Regions from separate parts of the Homo sapiens genome. Here region 1 is linked to region 2. A link is a loop called in an ENCODE intact Hi-C map of the cell type or tissue named here. Cell type or tissue: heart right ventricle. All regions are shown on one strand. Region 1 overlaps LOC102724877. Region 2 overlaps LINC02028 (long intergenic non-protein coding RNA 2028).

Region 1 (5,000 bases), 110 kb before region 2:
CCCTGTCTCAAAAAAAAAATTCCCCTTCCTTCCCACATCCTTGATCTCTATTGCTTTTCTGATAAAGAAGCTATGAAACACCTCGTGGTATTAGGCGAATACTTTTCACAGAACCGTCACTCTCAAATATTTGGAGAATAAATCCATAAATGAACTCAGACTTAAGAACAGGTTTTATTGGATTCAAGGAACCCTCAGAGGGTGAGCCTATTCTTCTAAATTCTCTCTGGCTGCTGAATCAAAGGGGGTGGGTTTACTTTGACCACTCCTGGTGACCACCTCTGGGTAGCCGGGATACCTCTCCAGACAGCTCTGTTCTGTGCAGTCAGGTGAATTTAGAGGAGTCTGTGGCTGTCTGTGTTTTCCCAGGCCTATCTTTATTGATGGTTATTAAAGACACACCACCACATGGCAATATGCAAGTACAAAGCAATTCCCAGGGTAAGGTACGTGGGAAGAGGCAAGATACTGAGCTCCCAAACAATTCTACTGTAATCGCAGTCTGCCATATCTATGTATAGTTAATAAGTAAGATTTAAGCAGGCAGGTTCCACTGCTGGGAAGCAGATGGAAGGGGAAAAAAGGCCAGTAGGCAGATCACTGGTCCTTCTGGAAGACTGGAAAAGAAAGTGTGGAGGATGCCTGGGACAGGTGAGTCCAGTGAGCAGTCGCCGGGGTAGTGTACAAGCCCAGCCAAAGGTCCTGAGGTAGGGCCGCTGCTCACCTCTTTTCCCACCTCACACCTCTTTTCATACGAGCTCCCTGTGGAAGATTCCGTATAACTAAGAAATAAATAGCAATTGTGCCCAGACACCCTGGGTTAAATAAGTGTAAACACAGCACACAGAAACACCTGTTTTGACAGAGCACCTCAACACACCTGTTGTTTTACAATGCTGAGTGATATCGGTAAAGGGGTCTATAAAGCGGAGGTGAAATGCCCTCCTAGATGTAAATAGTGACTTGCTCTGTGAACTTCAAGTGTTTTACAGCTGAGATTTGACTGGCCTGCTGATTATTTCGGTTAGGAATGCTGAACATATATTTACATAGATATTTGGAGAAACTGGATAGCAGGGTGGTGAAAAGGCCAACTCCGGAGCCAGACTGCCTGAGTTCATGTTCCACTTGCTTGCATTCTAGCTGCGTGACATAACAATTCTGTACCTTGATTTACCTACCTGTTCAATGGGGAGGTATTCATTGTACCTACCTTATAGGATTGTTATAAGGACCAATATATGTAATGTGCTTAGTACAGTGCCTGGCATTTTGTAAATACAATGTAAGTTCTTAGCTACCTTTATTATTACTATATAATAAACATCTCTGATATGTAAGATAGGTACTCTCATTCATCTAATGAAAATTCACAAGGTGCTAATTTTTTCAAAGAAATGGATGGCAACCACTCTGGTAAATTGGTTCATGAGTATATTGACAAACCAAAAGCTTCAGCCAGTTTCTTATGAATCACAGGTTCTAAGGCTGGGAGAGACCTTAAGAAATGATCTGACTTCTTCTTTTTCAGGGAAAAGGGTCCCCACCACCCAAGCACTGTGATTTCGGCTTTGTGTGCAGGCAGATGCAGAGCTTGTTGTGGTCCTGCCTTGAAAAATTGAAATGAGCCTCAGGTTCACAGAAAGACGAGATCTGAATGGAGGCAAAAGCATCAGGCGTCAATATGGGCCTGGCGTGCAGGATGCGCGGGTGGTCCTCCCTCCCTCACGGAGACAGGAGGGCATGGGAAGGGCTGCAGAGGGAGGGGGAAATCAAAAGCATAAACCTGGGCAGATCCTCCCTGGACACCCATCTCACTTGTAGGAGATAAGATTGGTGGGAAAGATGAACACCCAAGACCCTCCCTGCTCCAGTTCTGTGGAGGTGACCATATCATTTAGGGTTCAAACTGGAACACTTTTGAGAGTGGAAGATAATGCTAGTAACACTGATGCTGGGACAACTGGCATAGGCTGGGATACATGACCATCCCGGTTCTGCGGGCCTCCGACTGTATGTGCTAGATTCACGTGTCCATTCAGTCGTGGTGTGAGCAGAGATGCTTCCTGAGGGACAGGGAGAAGAAATATTATTGAAAAATCATTCATGTTTTAGCACCTCCATATCTGTGAGGGGTGATACCATTGATCTACCATCCTTAGAGGGAGGAACCCCCATTTTTGAGGCTAGAGGACCTCCCTTAGTGTGTATAGGGGCAGGGAGAAGGAGAGGGAGGTCCCGTGACGCCTGTGCTTACAGTGTATTTGACATGACTTGGTTTCTTCTTCTTCCGTAGAGCAGATGTGCTCTGGGCTTGCCCACCTGTCAGTTTGCACCCAGGTGTGGCCGCGGCATAGAAATTCTACAATGGACTCTTGCTTCTACCAGCCATGGTTGAGAATGTTCATTTTTTGATGGTGTGTGCTTATGGAAAAAGTAACTACTACAGTTTGAAGTCCAGACCATAGTTTAATGGCTGAAGGAAGTCTCCTGAACGAAGGAGCACTTTCCCACGTGAAATATTTGCCCTTTTAGCCTTGAATTTAACTAAGTTTTTAATGGTTAAAAAAATGCTTTTTTTCTGAATAGGTCAAAATCAAGGTTTGTACTTTGTTAATTTCCTTCAAACAAACAAACAAGAGAAGAAAAATGGCTCCCTTGCCTGAGTGCTCATATATATGCCTATTTAATGATTAATAATACCTTGTAGGTTATTGTTTGATGTGGCCTCTATTGGTTTGAACAGGAGAATACTGATTCACTCTTAAGGCATTTATGAATCACAAGTGTTTACCCTGAGACAATAAACGAAAGGGAGAGATAAAAATAATACCCAAATATGCAGAGTTCTTTGAGTAAAACCTGGAGATAACGTGGGACCTCAGTCTTTGATATCCTGAGTGGGGGCCACTGCTTTCTCTCACAGAATAAAGATTGTGTAGAATGACCAAGACGGGCTTTTGAGTTTTGTAGATTTTTCCTTTCACTTGTTGGTAGGTTTGAGGCAGTTTTTTTACCCTGGTTTCCATGTCACGTACATTGGTTTTCCCTCTCCCTGGTTTTGAGGTAACTCCATGCCGTTCATTTGCAAGGAAGAACCTTTCCAGGTCTGCAAAGAGCGCCCTTCTCTAGAGTTTCACTATTTTCCCCTTATTCCAGAGGAGGCTCCAGAAGTAACCCAGATGAGAAGAGAAAGGCCGGCCTCCGAGGTGCTGGTGGGGCTGGAGAGCAGGAGAGCAGGAGGGATTCAAGAGATTAAGAGAACCGACAAGTCTTGGTGACTGGATTGGACCATGATGGAGAAAGAGGGGTCCAGAGACGACACTGAGTGGGTTGTGGTGGCTCGTGCCTGTGGTCCCAGCACTTTGGGAGGCCACGGCGGGAGGATGGCTTGAGCCCAGGAGTTTGAGAGCAGCCTGGACAACATAGGGAAACTCCATCTCTACAAAAAAAATGAAGAATTAGCAGGGTGTGGTGGTGCCCAGCTGTGGTCCCAGCTGGTGGTGCTCAGCTGTGGTCCCGAGAGGCTGAGGTGGGAGGATCACTTGTTCTTAGGAGGTCAAGGCTGCAGTGAGCTGTGATTGTGCCACTGCACTCCAGCCTGGGCGACAGAGTGAGACCTTTTTTTTTTAAAAAAAAAAAAAAAAAAAGGAAAGGACACCAGGTTTGTTACTTGAGCAACTAACTGGCAGACCCTTCTTCCAAATTCCAAGTTTAATAATGATATCTCCTAGACTGATTTTCCCTCCTCTCTGCTGAGAAGTATAAAGTTCTGTGAAAGAAGATTGACAAATTTGCAGTTACCTCTGATGATTTTTTTTCAAAATGTTTTGCTTTGAGGTAATTTTAGATCTACAGAGAAGTTGCAAAAATAGTAGAGTGAACTCTCTTATACCCTCTAACCCGCTTCCCCTTATGTCAGTCTTACACAACCGTGGAATAGTCATCAAAATTAAGAGAATCATCTTGGTACAATACTATAAATGGCAGACTTGATTTGGATTTTACCATTTTTTCCTAGTCAAGTCTTTTTTTCTGTTGTAGGATTCCATCTGGGATTCCACAGTGCATTTAGAAGTCACGTGTCCTTACTCTCCTGCACTTGCTGACGGTTTAGGGGACTAGTTAGTTATTTTGTAGCCTGCTCCTCCATTTGTGTTTGTTTGGTGTCTTCTCAGGATTGTGTCGAGGAGCTGCATTATTGGAAGGACATCACAGAGAGAATGTGCCCTTTCCAGGCGTCATGTCAGGGGTTCCATGATGCCACTTTATCTCATGGCTGATGTTAACCGTGATCACTTTGTTGAAGTGGTTTCTGCAAGGATGGTTCACTGTAAAGTTACAATTTTCCCTTTGTATTTCCTAAATATTTTTGTAGGGGGTGGAGGAGAGTACTTCAAGACTATGCAAATGGTCTATTTCTGCTTATACTTCTGTCTACTAAATTTAGAATCCATCAAAGGATCTTGCCTGTAGCAACTATTATTGTGGTGATCTAATGGGAATTTTTTCAAATTTCCCTCATTTCTTCAACACTTATTAATGGGAACTCTTCCAGAGGAAGAGTTTGCCTGACATTACATTCTGAGAAAGCAGAAAAAAAAAATCCGTATGCTTTTGGAGCCTACATTTTAGATGAGACAGATAAGCAAAATAAATAAATCGGTTGAATGCTATTTTAAAAGGTAATTGGTACTCTAGAGGGAGATTAAGTGGGGAAAGGGGAAGGGGAGTGCCGGGAGGGTGCAGGTTTAAATTGCATGCTCAGGAAAGGCCTTAGAGAGATGACTTTGACTTTGAGCTTGCTGGGGGAAGCTTTCTAGAGTGAGGGAACAGCAGGTGCAGAGGCTCTGAGGCAGGACCACCTGCTCTAGGAACAGCCAGGAGGCCAGAGTGACTGGGGCAAAGTGAGCAAGGGGAAGAGGAGGGAGATGGAGCTGAGAGTGAGAGTGATGGGGCCCGATGATGCAGGCTGGTGAGAAGGAGGGCATTCTAAGGAT
Region 2 (5,000 bases):
ATCGCTTGAACCCGGGAGGCGGAGGTTGCAGTGAGCTGAGATTGTGCCACTGCACTCCAGCCTGGGCGACAGAGTGAGACTCCGTGTCAAAAAACAAAAAAAGAGAAAAGAAAAAAGAACTTTTGGAACATAGTGAGATTGTGAGTTGGAGACAGCCTGTTCTACTTGGAGAGGATGGAGGGTCATTGCAGCTTCCTGTGGAATGCTGCGGAAACGCTCCAAGCATCCCTAGGACATGGCATTTCTTTGAGAAAGGAGAGTTGAAATACAGATCCAAGTTAGGCACAGCACACAGAGAGAACTTGACGTCTGCAGACTTTACTCGTCTTTCACAAAGGAAATGGGGATGTGCTAACTGCCTGTCTCATCCAATTCACAATTTTCATTTTCTTTCTTGTCTGCCTTTCCCAGTTTATATTAAGTTTAATTATAGGCTCACTAGGTGTTATAGTTTTCCTAAGGTTTGTAAGAAAAACACACTTTCTGATCTCCCCAGGTGCATGAAGACAATGAAGAAGGGAGGGAAGGAGAGAGGGAGTGAGGGAGGGCAAGCCAGCTATTGGTAGACAGAAGAGTCATACACTGTAAAACATTTCATTGGAAATTCATAATTTAGCAGAAAAGCAGTAGACAGCAAGAAGAATATAACAGGAAGGTATATTGCTCTGTGTGGTGGTAAGCTGGTGCTGATTTTGTTTATCTTACATGCTGGGTGATAGCACATTCATTTCTGGTTGTTCTCCCTTTTAAGGAAACCAGCATTGACATTACAGATTTAGATTTTGTAGTTTTTTTTAAACACATTTATTAAAAGGTCCTTATGGATGGAAGCTATTTCAGAACTCTTCAGTGTTTTGTTTTTCAGAAAATTTTTTTCATTGAATGAGTCAGATGTAAAGGTAAAATGAAAGAGCTGCTGTTAACTAAAGGTTGACTGTAAACGACAATGAAGTCTCATAAATTTAAGCTACTGGGGATGTAGGACTGATTTGCACACATTCATTGCAAACAGGGCTTTCTAGAAGCACACCAAGCTGTCTCAACTGACAGCTTGTCCTTGGTTACTACCCTGTCCTTGAGGAAGGCAGCCTATTTCCTGGAAGAAGTGACAAAAATATATTTAATATCCCCCGCTTTCACTCGCGTCTGGGAATTTTCTTTAAGTTGTTTATTTTGAAATAATTACATGCTTACAGGAGAGCTGCAGAAATAGACAAAGAACTTTTTAACCTGAACCTAAACACTTGAGTGTGTAATTCCTACAAACAAGGACATTCTCCTACATAATTATAGTGCAATCATCAAAATAAAGAAATTCACATCAAAACATTTCTGCCATCTAATCCTCAGATGCCATTTAAGTTTTGACAATTATTCAAATAATATTTGTTCTAGCAAAAGGACCCAATCCTGGAACACCTGTTGCATGTAATTGTCATGTCTCTTTAGCTTCCTTCAGTCAGAAGAGTTCCTCGATCTTTCCTTGACTTTCATAACTGACACTTTTGATTGGATGTGCTGATTATTTCGTAGAATGTCTCTCAGTTTGGTTTTGTCGAATGTTTTCTCCTGATTAGATTGAGAGGTGTATTTTTGACAAGATATTTACATCTGATCAGGTGGTGCATGATTTCTACTTGACCCATTATTGGTGATGTTCACTGTAGGTTTTTTTTGGTTTTGCTTTTTTTTTTTTTTTTTTTGAGACTGGGTCCACTCTGTCACCTAGGCTAGAGTGCAGTGCCATGATCTCGGCTCCCTACAGCCTCGACCTCCCAGGCTCAGGTGATCCTCCTACCTCAGCCTCCCAAGTAGCTGGGGCTACAGGTACACGCCACCACACCTAGGTAACTTTTTGTATTTCTGTAGAGATGGGGCTTTGCCATATCACCCAGGCTGGTCTCAAACTCCTGGGCTCAAGTGCCCCACAAGTCTTGGCCTCCCAAAGTGCTGAAATTGCAGGCATGAGCCACCGCGCCCAGCCAATGTTCACTTTGATTATTCAGTTGAGGTGGTATTTGTCAGGACTATTCATTGTAAAATTACTCTTTTTCCCTTTGTCGTTAATAAGAATTTGGCTGGAGGTACTCTGAAAGTATGAAATTTCCCCATTTCTTAGTAAACATTCACCCACTAGTTCTAACATCTACTGATGTTTCTTGGCTGAATATCACTATGATGATTGCTAAATGGTGATTCTAATTCCATTATGTCTACTTTTACCAGTTGTCATTTTACTATAAAGACAGCTTTCTCTTCTTTCTGTGTATTTGTTTGTATCAGTGTGGATTTACAGATTTCTATTTTACTCAAAAGTTACAACTATTATCATTATTACTTATTTTGATAAATAAATTGTCCCAGGTTTGACCAGCAGGCGCCCTTTCAAGCCAGTTTCTATGTCTTTGTAACATGCTCTCACCATTCGTTGAGAGGCTGTGAGTCTTTGGAGTGGTAGTTCTGCCAAGCTCAACGAAAAGAGATCTCAGAGTCTAAAGACCTGGGTTGTGGTCTTCTTGGCTTCTTCCATTCCTAGTTGGGTATCACTGGGGGAGTGGTCCTTCTGTTCTAAGGTTTAAAATGGGGATAATCAGTCGCTACTGCCATCTAAAGTGGTTGCTGTGAAATTCATCCCAAAGGGAGAGATTTTAAGATAGCCAACTTCCCTTCCTAGAATCTTTCCAGAATTATTCTGTGCACTGATATTGCATGATGGCCCAATCAGCTGATGAGGTGCCGCTTGAAACATCTGTCTGCCTGTATTGTTTGTGGCCTGTGAGAGTTATTTGTTTCAATCAAATAAACATATGCTTAGCTTAAACGGCTTTTCCCTCTCATAGGTATTTGATGCAATGCAGACTGGAATCCTCCCCACAAGGATGCCCTGGCCTGAGTGGCACAGAGATCAATGCAGCAGTCATTTCCTGGGCGGGGAAAGCCCATCCACAGTGGCCCTGGAATGATGCTGGTCTTACCTTCTATTCCTAGGAAGGCCCTATCTCAAGTGGCTCTGGTCCATGCAAACAGATGGAAACGGGTGTGGGGAAGCACAGGCCTCCTACTCATGTTAAGAGAGCTGCTCAGAGGCAGGAATCCAGAACCAGGAATGTCCCCAGTGGCTGCCCAAGGTACAAGTGGCAGGCAGCGGGGAGAATGGCATGTGAAGTCATTTGTAACCTGGCCCCAGCTTGGTTTCCAAGTCTCAGAGGAGATTATGGATATGGTAGTGCCTGGCTCAGTGCTTAAAATCCATTCTCCTGCTATTTCCCTCACCTACACTCAGCCCCACAAGCCGAGATGTTTGCTGGACATTTCAGGCACTGCCACCCAGTTCTGTCTACCTTACCTGCTAACACCTGTTGACCATCCTTCATGTGAAGGCTTCCCCAAATACTTCCCAATCAAAACACTAAAAGGCAGACCTGAAATTAATAAAAATGTTAATTAAATCTGTACAACAGAAAGCATAATGCCAGTCTTTTTAATTATGAAATGTAGCATTCATATAAATTTCATTGCTTTTGAAAACAATCTATGGCTAGATTCTCCTGGGTTTGTATGATGATTACTGAAAACTGTAGAAAATCTAAAATCAAGCAAGTTGTTTATAGGCAATTACTTTCAGAAGCAAAAATTATAAAAGAACCATGAGATTTTTAAAGAGAAAAAATTACATTTGATATGAGATAATCATGCATTTTAAGATGTTTAAAATGACATGGAGTGGGGTCCCCAGACCAGGAGAGCTGAGGGCTTATGAAGGACCTAAGGGAGTGAGACCTGTTATGTAATAAGCCCCCATTCTGGGGGCAGCACCACAGAGGCGGGACCCCAGAAGTAGAAGAAGAGCCCTCCTGCACTGGGTGGTGAAGTTGGTATCAGCCCCTAGTTTGTGACCCTGGACAGATTTCTCTGCTCTCCAGCCCTCAGAGTCCTCAATAAAACAAAAACATATGCAAATATACAAAATTCCTTGCTCTCTTGTACCTCTGAAAACTCTCCCTGAAGAAGTTGAACTACCTGCTCTCTCTCTGTCCTGAAGACTCTAAAATTCTATATGTCGTCCCCTGAGCTTTGACTCCAGGAGCTGTTTATTTTGAGACTCACTTTCTGCATAGTCCATAATCACGGATTCAGCCTCTCTCACTGCTGCTGTCTCCCCTGGAGAGGAAGTGGAGCAGTCAGGTTTTGTGAGCTGGCATTCTCCCTCCCTTTGAACGTAATTGCGGCCCTGCCCTGGGGACTGGATAGAGAGAAAGGTAGGCTTTTTCCCCAGTCCATTAGTATACTGGTTTGTAGCTCTTGCCTTTAGGAAGTATATCAAAGAGAGGAAGAAATGAAGAAAAGTTATTTTGCAAAAGTGAAATTATTAGTTTTATATGGTCGCTGTAACAAATTACCACAAATTGAGTGGCTTAAAACAGCAGAATTTATTCTCTCACAGGTCTGGAGACCAGAAGTCTAAAATCAAGGTGTTAGCAAGGCTGCAGGCTCTCTCTCTCTCTCTTTTTTTTTTTTTTTGAGACAGAGTTTCACTCTTGTTGCCCAGGCTGCAGTGCAATGGCACGATCTCGGCTCACTGCAACCTCAGCCTCCCGGGTTCAAGTGATTCTCCTGCCTCAGCCTCCCAAGCAGCTGGGATTACAGGCTTCCACCACCACGCCTGGCTAATTTTTGTATTTTTAGTAGAGACGGGGTTTCTCCATGTTGGTTAGGCTGGTCTCAAACTCCCAACCTCAGGTGATCCGCCTGCCTGTGCCTCCCACAGTGTTGGGATTACAGGCGTGAGCCACGGCGCCCGGCCTGCAGGCTGTCTTCAAAGGCTCTAGGGAAGAAGCCTCCTTGAGTCTGTAAGCTCCTGGTGGTCCTAGGGGTTCTTCGGTTTGTAGCTGCATCACTTCCATCTCCTCTGTCTTCTCTTCATCTCTAGAAGGACACCTGTCCTTGGATCTAGGGCACATCCTGGTAATACAAGATGATTTCATATGGAGAATCTTAAT

The links. Hi-C counts contacts between places; a loop is a spot of excess contacts. Peaks named below come from ENCODE experiments on the same cell type or tissue, not always from the same donor. Only the 100,000 strongest peaks of a DNase experiment are listed, where the experiment ranks them.
Region 1: a loop joins it to region 2, with 3 times the contacts of the local background. A loop is called at or near these places in 66 of 110 quality-filtered maps.

The regions. Positions count from the first base shown.
Region 1 is chr3:194,119,889-194,124,888 of GRCh38, reverse strand. It overlaps LOC102724877, which reads right to left. Exons shown (of 6, transcript XR_002959666.2): 6 at 1,415-2,066. Among named protein-coding and RNA genes, the nearest start is that of HES1, 14 kb to the left of the region's middle. In heart right ventricle, no CTCF peak of the experiment used is centred here; no DNase peak of the experiment used is centred here; H3K27me3 peaks cover 2,435 bases.
Region 2 is chr3:194,008,418-194,013,417 of GRCh38, reverse strand. All of the region lies in intron 2 of LINC02028 (long intergenic non-protein coding RNA 2028), which reads left to right. Among named protein-coding and RNA genes, the nearest start is that of LINC02026, 7.3 kb to the right of the region's middle. In heart right ventricle, no CTCF peak of the experiment used is centred here; a DNase peak (open chromatin) is centred at 2,993; H3K27me3 peaks cover 2,392 bases.